2 separate regions of the Homo sapiens genome follow, and region 1 is linked to region 2. A link is a loop called in an ENCODE intact Hi-C map of the cell type or tissue named here. Cell type or tissue: ascending aorta. All regions are shown on one strand. Links, peaks and the distances in the headings refer to the core of each region. The heading gives the core; the rest is flanking DNA. Region 1 overlaps PRDM16 (PR/SET domain 16). Region 2 overlaps PRDM16 (PR/SET domain 16).

Region 1 (5,360 bases), core at 156-5,155, 220 kb after region 2:
ACCTGGGCCATGGGAGCCCAAGGGTGGCTCCCTCGGGCCACCCCGTTACACTCCAGCCAAGTACTGGGGGCCACGGGCTGAGGGCACAGGCCACAGGGGATGAGTCCAGCCCCGCAGTGTGACCGGCAGTTGGCAAACCATTGACTCAGGCCACCTCACTGCACCCACAGGCTTTGCAGAGAGAACAGGACAATCCTAGCTCAGGCTGGTGGAGGTTTGGGGATGCCGAAGCAGCCAGAGAGTGGCCAAGGGGGTTGCACTTGGGGCCGGACCTCCTGACTCCTGCCTCTGTGTCTTGTCACCAGGCCTTACCCTGGGGACCCCTGCTCCCAGCGGAGCCAGTAGTGATGACAGGCGCAGCTGGGAGCAGCTTGGTAGACCTAGGGGGTCTTTCTAGAAGCCAAGGGGGCCCTTGGCACACACATGTGGATGCAGGGCTGCCCACCCAACACTGCTGAGCCCACACAGGCCCAAGAGAAAAGGGAAGTGTGGCCAACTCTGGACTCCCAGTAGCTTTCTCCTGCCCAGCCACGCCCATGGAACCGGGTCCTGGTCCAGGCACTTGTCTCCCGTGAATTCCAGAGAGAAACCTTAAGCGATTACAAATGTCTATTAAACATTAAATGGTGGTGGATTCTGGACTGCAGAGCATTTGAGACGCTGCAGATAAAGAACCATTGCTAGGCCGGGTGTGGCGGCTCAGGCCTGTAATCCTAGCACTTTGGCAGGCCGAGGTGGGTGGATCACCTGAGGTCAGGAGTTTGAGACCAGCCTGGCCAACTTAGGGAAACCCCGTCTCTACTAAAAATACAAAAATTAGCCAGGCGTTGTGGTGCGTGTCTGTAATCTCAGCTACTCAGGAGGCTGAGGCAGGAGAATCGCTTGAATCCAGGAGGCAGAGGTTTCAGTGAGCCGAGATTGCACCACTGCACTCCAGCCTGGGTGACAGGGCGAGACTCTGCCTCAAAAAAAAAAAAAAAAAAAATACCTTGCTTAGAGCTGCCACCAGATTCTCCACTGCATTCCTTGGGGTCATCCAGGCCCTCAGCCCTTTGACCACAGGCACTGGCCATAGGTGGACAAGGTCACAGAGGGGCCATGGGAGCTCAGAACCACCTTCTCCAGGCTGGGGTGTCTGGTGTTCCAGCTCTGTGCTGCTGGGGTGTCTGCAGAGCGTTCCATTTCTATTGGATAATTTCCTTTCCTCTTCGCTGAGTCAGTGCCAGCTCCAAGGCTACGACAGAGCAGGCTGGGACCAGGACGTCTAAATCCTGACCCAGGCAAGAGGCTCCTGATACCAAGTCATGCACAGACAGGAGGGGACATTTCGATGGATGGCGAGGTCTCCTCTCTCCCAGAGGAGAGTGCCCTGTGTTCCCAGGCAGAAGAGGCAGGACCGGGCCGCACCATGAAGGGCTACCTGGCCAGGTCTGCACCTGCTGAAGGGAGTGGGGTCAGTCATTCCAGAGCTTGGGGGAGGCGGAAATCTGACCAGAGGCAGAAACCTGTAGAGTGCTCTGTGGCTGAGCACCAGGGGGGAACCCACCGGGACAAAGCCAGGACTGCTGCCCTGAGACCAGGCCTCCCGCACCGATACCAGGCCTCTCGCCTTGAGACCAGGCCTCATAGTGCTGAGGATTGGATCGTGGGCCACAGAACACCCAGACCTGAAGGTGTGCCGGGGAGCTCCGAGCTCCAGGCTCTGCAGCTGCATCTGGGGCCAGGGCCTGAGGCCTGGCAGGAGGGGGAGGGAGAGGAGTACAGAGTGGAGGCCTCCGGGGTATCAGGTACAAAGTGAGAAGGGCCTAATGCAGGGAGATGGCCACACCCACCCACCCACCATCTGACCTCACGAATTAATTGCGCCTGCTCTTCCAACACAGCTTCTCTTTCCATTTCTTCAGCCTGGCGGGGGGCTTGGCCTCCATTTTCCTGTCTCCCAGGCAAGGGGTTGAACTAAACAGTCCCTACTGGTTGGTGCCACCCTGGGGAGCTAGGTCTCAGGGGCTCTGCTGGTTGCAGCTCTTGTTTGAAGGAGGGAGTTTTGCAGGGACCCTGACGCTACAGCCAGGCGTGCCCAAGAACAATAAAAACAAGGGCAGCATCCGCTCGACGGTGGGTGCTCTCCTGCTGGGGGGACCGCTATCCTGGCCACACACCTTCACTCTTGTGGCCCCGGACCCTCAGCACCTCTCAGACCACACAGATGAGAAACTGGGGCCGGGAGAAGTGCAGCCGCCACCCTGAGGGTCTGAACCGTTCAGGGGTTGCGGTCCACTTGCCCCCAAGACAGTGCACTGCCATGTGGGGGTACACAAGGCTGCTGGCTCAGAGGCCAGTCCTGCCCGCCCAGCCTGTGTGTCTGTGAAAATCAGGGTGCCCTGCAGATCTCAGACCCTTCCTCCCCCAAACACCCCCCAAACACCCTGGCCGTAAGATCTGAGGTGAATGTGAGCAAAGACGCCTTTCCCCACTCCTCTGGGCACATCCTGATGAGTGGCCCGTTGGTGACAAGTTGACAGAGGGGCCCCTCCGTGACAGGTGATGGACTTTGAACCCAGTGCAGCTTTCAGGGCCCAAGACCTTTCATGTTCTTCTGGAAACGGTGCCATTGGCTTTTCCCATGACTCCCACGAGGGCGTTAGCAGAACCTCCCTCATCTTGAGCAAATCACGTCCTTTCGCACACCAGCACGCGGGCACAGATGAATCACGCAGGGGGCTTGAGCAGGCCGACGTGTCTGGTGTTTGTGGAATTGTTCCAAAGCCCCCCCCAGCCCCCCTGCGCCAAGCCACCATCTCTAAAGGTGACAGTGCCCCTGGCCAGGGCGGCCACTCTGGCCTGATGCATGACCGTCTGCTCAGGACGTGCGGCTGCCGTCTCATCAGGCGGAGGGAGGTCCGACGCCGTGTCCACACCCAATCTGCCCTCCGGGGAGACGGGAGTGGGGGAGGCAAGCATTTGAAATCCTCCCTTTCCAACAGAGAAACACTGTTGGGGAGACGGTCAGAGGAGGCTGCCCCCAGCTCTGCTTTTCCTTGCCTGGGTGCAGAGTATTTAAAAATAAAAGCCGCAGCTGCCAAGACAGCCCATGGAGCGTTTGCTGTGTCTGGACGCTGTTCTAAGGAGCGCTTCACATAGATGATCTTAGCCTGCCCCAGAGCGGCCCCAGGAGGAGGCACTGTCTCTAAACCCACTTTACAGACCAGCAAGCTGACAGCAGGAGATGTGAAGTCACTGGGCAGATCGAGCAGCTCGGGAAGGTGGGCACGGGACAGATCCAGGCTCAGAGGTGAGAGTCCTGGAGACCGGGCCAGTGTGGCGGTTCCTTATCTCCAGCTCTGGGATCGATAAACTGTAGGGACCCTCAGAACCCAGGTGCCGGCTGGCTACCCCGGATCCCGGCAGCGGGAGGGCCGAGTCTCCTGAGAGCCGGGTGGCTTTGCTTTCCATCCCACAGACCCTGGAGCAAACACACTGCCTGGACTTTGTCCAGATGCAGAGGCTACACCCAGCTGCAGCTTGCCCACAGCAGCCCCAACTGAGGACCCTGAAAGTTGCTGCCATCCTCAGGCGGGTGCAGAAAAGGAGTTTCTGCTGTGCGAAGGACCCCCAGCCCCAAGGAAGGCTGCATGCCGGCCCTGTCTCTGCTGTCTGGGGCCGGGCCCTGGGAAGCCTCAGCAGCCAGTCCACCTGCGGGCGGACCTGGCTCTTGGCCCCCAGGGTCTGCGTGCCTCCACCTGGGCCATGAACGGGGACCTAACTGTTAGGCCCTGCTGTGCCCTCCTGAAAACGAAGGCTGCATTCCTGCTCTTCATGGCTGGATACACCTAGTGGCCTCTTGTTAAATGCCAGCCCCACCCCCCGCCCCGAGCTGGAAAACCTTCAGCCGTGTGCTTCCCTCCTGGGTCTCCAGCTCCAGCCGTGGGAAATGGAGCACAGTCGACAGGCAGGATGGAGAGTCTCACCACGGGGCCTGGCCAGTGGCCCCAGGAGGCTCAGGGTCAGAGCTTTCCAGAGCCCTGGATCCGCCCCTCCTTCCCCTTGATCCAGGAAGCGCCGTTCCCCCCACGGGCCCCCAGCCAGTGCTGATGGAGAGGGGCAGCCGGCCCACAGGGCATCATCCTCAGTCCTGTTCTGACGCTTAACCCACCCTCTTCCTGCCCAGTCGTCTACGCCCATGGCCGCGAGCGCCTCTGCCTCCGGAGCAGTGGCCTTCCAGCAGCACTTCTCAACCCAGGGCCACTCTGACCCCCAGGGGACACTGGCAACACCTGGAGATGGTTGTGGTTGTCACCTCTGGGGGTGCTGCTGGCATCTGGTAGCTGGCACGTAGGAGCCCTGCCCCACATCCTGCAGTGCCCAGGACAGGTCCCACAGCAGGAAGTGACCCAGACCCAATCGTCCCCCATGGTGAGGCAGAGAAACCCTGTGGTCTCATACAGCGAAAGCACTGACCCACACTGACCATGAGGCAAGAGGCCCACTCGTGAGCCTTGCTGTGCCCTTCACTGACATGCTCGCCCATGAGCTGAGTCTGCCTTGACCACTGAAGGAGGCTGCCCTGGCTAACGGCGGTGCCCAGTGGCCTGGCCTCACGCGTGGGTCCATCCCGGAACCACACAGTGGGCCTGGCCATGACCCCCTTGCCCAGGGCAACGTGGACCACACAGACACGGTGCAATAGGCCACTTTCTGGCCTTGGAGGGAAGTTTGTCTTCCTCCCTGTACACAGATAAAGTCACCATGAGACTCCCGGTTCTGCCTCCTGGGGACCCAGCCTGCCTGCTGGGGAACCGTAGTTACGCAGGTCCTGAACTGGGTCTTCTCTGGATGCGAGACCTTCCCCCTGGCTGAGGGTGCTGGAGAAGACCTGGGCAGTGGGTGGCAGCCATGGGGACTGATGGCAAAAGACCTCGGCGGGTACAGAAAATCTCCCACAGTGGAGGAGGTGTTGTCTCCAGAGGCAGCCGCTGCGCCCCAGACTCCCAGCCGCGGCTTCGGATGCAGCTGGAATAAGGTTCCAGTGTTCCCTTTCCCGTCACCAGGCAGAGCCCCGAATTCTCCACTGGGGCCGGAAGAGGAGCTCTCGGACCCCTCCCTCCTGCCCTCAGCCCTCTCCGAAGAGCTCAGAAACATCTCCGATTGGAACACGACACAGACCATCCTTCCCAGAGCAGCAGGCCGGCTGGGGCTCCCGTGAACAAATATCGCCACGTGTGCGCGATCAGAGCTGAGTAACCTGCTCCAAACCCAGGACACTGTGTGTGAGTCCCACCTCCTTCCAGTCTCCACAAAGTCACAGTGTGTGATGATTCCTGCCGGGGAGGAGGGAGCTCATTCCAAACTCAAGCCATTTT
Region 2 (5,360 bases), core at 98-5,097:
AAAAAGGTTTATTTTGTAAAATTGTTATGTTTCTGTGTTTGAGTTAGGGGGACTGGACGCTTTATAACCTTTAATTCTTCCTGTGAAGGAATGTGAGGCGGCTGTCCATTTCTCAAGGTTCCTATCAAAATGGCTTTCGCTCACATTTTGTAGTTCCATTCACAGAGCTGTGACCCATTTCTTGCTGGGTTTTACTTCAAAGGATTTTTTAGCCAGAAAGTTAAAAAAAATCAAGTGGACATAATTAAAACTCTTATACTTCTTTATGCCTGTACTGCAGAAAAAATAATAATAAAAATAATGACAGTTCTAGCAACCATGAGCAAAATTTTTGCATGCCATTGGAAAAGCGAGGGTTGGTCACGCCTCTGGTCTGTCCGCTGCATGGTGATAAGCTGAGGCATCCCCATTTGAGGCTGAGGTGATGGTGTGGTGCAGGCCGCAGCTCCAGGCCCCGCAAACCTCACAGGGGAGGCCGTGGCCCAGGCTGCGTCCTGCAGTGACGCTGCCCTGGGGTCTCCAGGCAGCTCTCCTGGGACCCGCCTGCTTCCCCTCCACTGCCTTCCTCCTCCTCCCTCCTGGGCCTATGTCCTAGATAAGCCTGTTAAATTAGCCCCATAATACTTAAAATGCTAGTCCGTTTAATATGTAAACAATGACAATTTTTTTTCAAAGGGTTTAGGATTTAAATTAGTTTTTTTAAAAAACCCAATTACTGCCGTTTAATTCGGAGGAGAGAGTTCTTTATGTGCTAATTATATAGCTGGGAAATGAGCGATCAGGGGCTCAATGGGGCATTAGGGGCACTTTTTAAAGGTTTAGACGTATTTATCTGAGTTTGGGGTTTGCAGTCTGCATTCAGGGCTGCACAGGCAAATTTGGAACCAGGATGAAGGGTTACACGGCGGTGCCACGGAGAGGAAAACTCTGCCATTCCAGCGTGTTATTATCTGGATGATGTTTACGAAGTGTCAGGACCTGGATGTGGTCCCTGCCCAACTGATTCTGTGTCCGGTGAGCAGAGGAGCGGAGCCTGCTGGGTGGAGGGTGGATGGGACAGGGGACCTGGGCCTGGTCAGAGCACTACCTTGGGCCCTTGGGAGGCCTGAGCCTTCCAGAACTTTCTAGAACCTTCTAGAGGGGCACACATGGCCGGCCAGGCAGATGGGCTGCAGGGAGTGGTCTCACCATGGGCAGTTCCTCACCCTGAGTCCCTGGAATGCAGAGGGAGCTCTTCAACTGCTCCAAATGGCTCTCCCCTCCACCCCCCATTACCTTCCTTCCTCCTTACCGAGGGGTCTCTCTGACAGATCTGGAGCCCCCATGAGGTCCAGAATGTTCTAGAGCCACCCGGTTCATACTGTTGCCCGAGAAGTCAACACCTCTGCCTCCCAAGAGAGAGTAGACGATTCATTTAAAATAGAAATTATGTTGGAAGTAAAGTGACCCTTATTTGGTTCAGCAGTTTTTGAACACATCTGATTAGGAATTCCCCGGGGACTGGGTGGGGCAGGGTTAGATAAAAAGCCCTCGTCAGGGTGGCTGGGCAGGGCCATCCAGCCGGTCCACTCACCCGGAACCCCAGCCTCGTGCAAACACAGATACTGTGAATCTGTCCCAGACTTACAGAAGATGGACCTGTAATTGACACTGTGCTGTATTTAACTGCCAAGGATGGTAAATGTCTTCAGGAAACACTGCACCACGTTTTGAAGAAGTTCAAACAGCGTCCGTGCAGCAGGTGCGTTCTGCCGTGCCTCTGACTGGGTGGTGGTCACTGCCAGACTGAGTGGTCCACACCAGCCCCGCACCCTCCAGGACAAAGCCCGAAGGACGGTGGTAACCGGCTTCTGGTGGTGGAGTGCAGCTGGTCAGATGCCTGGGAGACTCAGGTTCCAGGGCAGGAGCTGCAGGAAGACCAGGGAGGTCTCTGCCCATGTCTCTTCTGGAGGCTCCTACAGGAAAATCCAGGGGTTGCTTTTCCCACCGCAAACCATGCCAGACTCTCCCAGGGCGAGGGAGGCACCTCGGGGCTGTGGGCCTGGGGGAGGTTCCTGTAAGACTGTGTTCAGAGGGGATCTTCTCAGCAGAGGGCAGAGCCATGGGGCTCGGCCTCCCGAAGCCACAGCCCTGGAACCACCTGGAGATGATACCCAGGCTCTTGTCTGTCCTGCACGATGGGGAGAGGAGGGCAGGGTCTGTCCAGAACTGCTCCCCAATCGGCCGCCCCTGACAGAAATGATGCCCAGCGACCTTCCCTCCTCCTTACCAAGATCCACCTTGGCAGGGGCCGTGCCATTGCTTGCAGTCCCATCTGATTTCTACAGAAAGCCACGTGGAAGTTGTCCACTCCGTTTTGCAGAGGTTAATGGCTCTCTGAAGTGGTTCAGCTGGGGCTGGCAAGGCTGGGCCCGAGCCAGCTCCTCCATCTCCCCTTCATGTGAGGGAGAAAGCCCCATGAAGTGGCCCGTGCTGCCTGCTGGGAGCCAAGGGTATGCAGGCAAGGGGCCTTTCGCCGCGGGAATTTGTGCACAATTTTTGAACATAAGTCAGTTCCTCCCTTCCCCCAGGAGAAATGATCGGCCTCCAGGAAGTTGGACCTCGCCTTGCTCAAAACAAACATAGGGCCATCTGAGAGCAGCCCCAAAGCACACACGTGTGAGAAGGAGGCTAGAGTTTTACTTTCCTCCCCCAAGACTGCAAAGCACTGGGGAAAAAAGGTCAGGCAGCGCGTCCAGTTCAGGGAGCGTGTCCAGTTGTGTCACGAGTGGGAGACCTGGGTTCAGAACCGTCCAGCTGTGTCGGGAGCAGGAGGCCTGGGCTCAGGACCACCTCTGGGCTCCTGCTGGGACCTTGGAGATCAGCACCTCCCGGCGCTGATGTCCAGTGGGAAGGGGAAGCCTCTACACAGAGGCTCCCACAGAGAGGGGATTGTGTGGAGCTGTCCGGAGCGCCATTCAGCTGGGGGACGGAGCTTCCCTGGAACATAGTGCCCCGCTTGATTCTTGAAGAGAGGACGTGGACAGCAGAGGAGACGCAGGCCTGGGGACGGACAGTTGGGCAGCAGGCATGGCACGGGCATGGGCTGGGCGGGGGCCAATGCCCCCAAAGTCAGGAAGATGCCCCCAAAGTTGGGGCCGAGGGGCCACGCTCATGCCCATCACCCCCTCCTGCCCTCCCCTCCCGCACAGCCTCTGGCATCAGAACTCGCACCCTTGTGCACTCCTGGGAAGCCCCGTCCTGCTTAGACCTACTCCGAGGGCGCGTGGAGCCCGCCTCCCCCTGGAAGGGGAAATAGGAAAAAGAACCGTGAAAAGCTCCGGAGTTAACCGTGGCGGCTTGAAGGACCTTGACCTAATTGGTCCAGAAAAGTCAACATCGGCACCTAGAGTGTTCAGAAAGTGAAGATTAAACTTAAAGCGATTAGACAACTTATTTTTCTTTTCCAAGACATTAGCTGGTCAAAAATGACAAAAATGTCCTTAAGCCTAGCTGAGGCAGAGGCGGCAAACAGGCGGCCTTTTGTTTGGCAGAGGGGCCTGACCACCCGAACCCGCGTGGGACACCCGGGAGCCCACCTCCTGAGAGCCCGGCGAGGGGATCGGGCCGGGTATTAGCCGGGGATTAGACGGCCGAGCTGCTGGCCTGGTAGGGGAGCTGCCGGGGAGCTGCCGGCCACCCGCAGGCTGGGCCTGGGAGGCCCTCCTGGTCCGCGTGCTGCTGCCCCCGGGTCAGGGGCTTCTGGAAGGTGCCACCCCCGGGTCAGGGGCTTCTGGAAGGAAGGGCACTTTCCTCGGGAGCTCGCTCTTTATTTTGGGGGGCTGCGGAGCACCCCAGGAAACAGCAAGGCAGCTCCAAGAGTCCAGCCTGGTCCCCACCAGTGAACCCGAGTCAGCCCAGTCGGCCCCAGGCTCCGCCACCACCCCTTGGCTTCGGGCTGGACTGGCCATGGTGGCCCCATGGGCAGGGTAGGGGGCCTCAGGGAGGTCTGCGGTGGGGGCAGGGCGGGCCACGTGAGGCCCTTCATCGTACCCAGCTCTTCCTGCCTTGCAGACACCGACCACGGGCCCGACATTTTCTCAAGAAAAGAAAACACAAGAGCCCACATTTCTTATCTGAGTTAAACAATGAGCTCCGGGCGTCCTGGGAAGGGGTTTCACAGTGAGTTCAACGTGCCAGGAGCTCTTAGCAGCCGCTGCCAAGGCCAGTAGGGGCTGCAGGCTTGCGCTGGTTCTATGTCCCAGCCCGACCGAGCCCTCCCCCTCCGTGGCCCGCAGGTGACACACCAGCTGTGATCCTGGGTAACCCGAGCCCGCCTGACGCGACATCCCTGGCAGTGACAATTAAGGGGTCTCCTCACCCAGCTTCCGGGCACTGGCATTGTGGGTCCCGCACACACTGCTGGGGCTTAGGCGTAATTATAGGGTCGGGTTACCCCGAGAAACAGGTATTCACACTGTTTAGGACAAACCTCCTCGGAGCTGGATCCCAGCCGTCCCCAGACCGTCCGTCCCTTCCCCGTGGCTCCCTGGGCCGGGTCTCCCTGCGCCCTCCCCTGAGACTCCTCTTCAATGCTCCTTGTTGTCGCAGCCTACAGAGCCTGGGGCTGCAGAGCGGGGCAGGGGCCTCTTGGCGGCCTGGGCGCCCGGCTGGGGAGAGCCTGGGCGTCTCCCTTTGTTTTTCCAGCAGTTGGAAGTAGAGTCCAGGTGTGAGGAGATTGTTTGGCTCGCTTTGTCCGGGAGCCACAGGACACCAGGCTGGGGCGGGGCTGGGGGCAGAACGCTCCTCCAGCAGCCTAGGAGCCACCCCTGGGAAGAAAGGGGGTCTCGGGCAGCCTCGCCATGGGACCACCAGCTTTGGGCCTTCGTTACAGGGGTGATGCTGCCCCGCTGATAGGGTTGGGGGCCTGGGGCTGCAGCGTAGCTGAAGTGGAACCTGCCCAGCCTGCACTTCCCAGCTGGCCAGCCCCGCGCGATGCTCCGGGGTCTCGGCGAGGCACGCCAGGCACTGAGTCCTCAGACCCGCTGTCCGGGGACCTCTGGTGTCGTCCATTTTACAGACGAGGCAGTGGAGGCCCAGAAAGATGGACCGACAGTCCCCGCCTTAGAGTGGCTGAGCTGGGGCTGGGACCCAGGCCTGACCCCCTCTAGGGCTTCCCGTGTCACAGTGTCACTGTTTCCCTGAATTACAGAGCGGGGAGAAGCCGGTTTCTAGTTTGGAGGTGCAATGATCCCCCAAGTCCCTGGGTCCACAGGGGCTCTGGGCCAGCTCCAAGGACTCTAAGGGAGTGGAGCCGCCCTTGCTTTCTGGGGCCACAAAGGTCGTTTCTCTTGCCCTCAATTCTGGCTGCTGGGTGTGGA

What was found. A loop is a pair of places that touch in the nucleus more often than their neighbours do. Peaks named below come from ENCODE experiments on the same cell type or tissue, not always from the same donor. Only the 100,000 strongest peaks of a DNase experiment are listed, where the experiment ranks them.
Region 1: it touches region 2 in a loop (4-fold over the local background); 1 of 110 quality-filtered maps calls a loop at or near these places.

What each region holds. Positions count from the first base shown.
Region 1 is chr1:3,353,495-3,358,854 of GRCh38, forward strand. The region is part of intron 3 of PRDM16 (PR/SET domain 16); the gene reads left to right. Among named protein-coding and RNA genes, the nearest start is that of ARHGEF16, 98 kb to the right of the region's middle. RefSeq lists enhancers at 1-558, 2,863-3,754, 3,755-4,644 and a silencer at 3,331-3,625. In ascending aorta, for the core only: a CTCF peak has its summit at 3,157 (motif pointing right); DNase peaks (open chromatin) are centred at 1,243, 3,878 and 4,428; H3K4me3 peaks cover 2,575 bases; H3K27ac peaks cover 5,000 bases.
Region 2 is chr1:3,131,304-3,136,663 of GRCh38, forward strand. All of the region lies in intron 1 of PRDM16 (PR/SET domain 16), which reads left to right. Among named protein-coding and RNA genes, the nearest start is that of MIR4251, 6.0 kb to the left of the region's middle. RefSeq lists enhancers at 4,134-4,655, 4,656-5,177. In ascending aorta, for the core only: no CTCF peak of the experiment used is centred there; DNase peaks (open chromatin) are centred at 2,588 and 4,316; H3K4me3 peaks cover 3,612 bases; H3K27ac peaks cover 4,768 bases.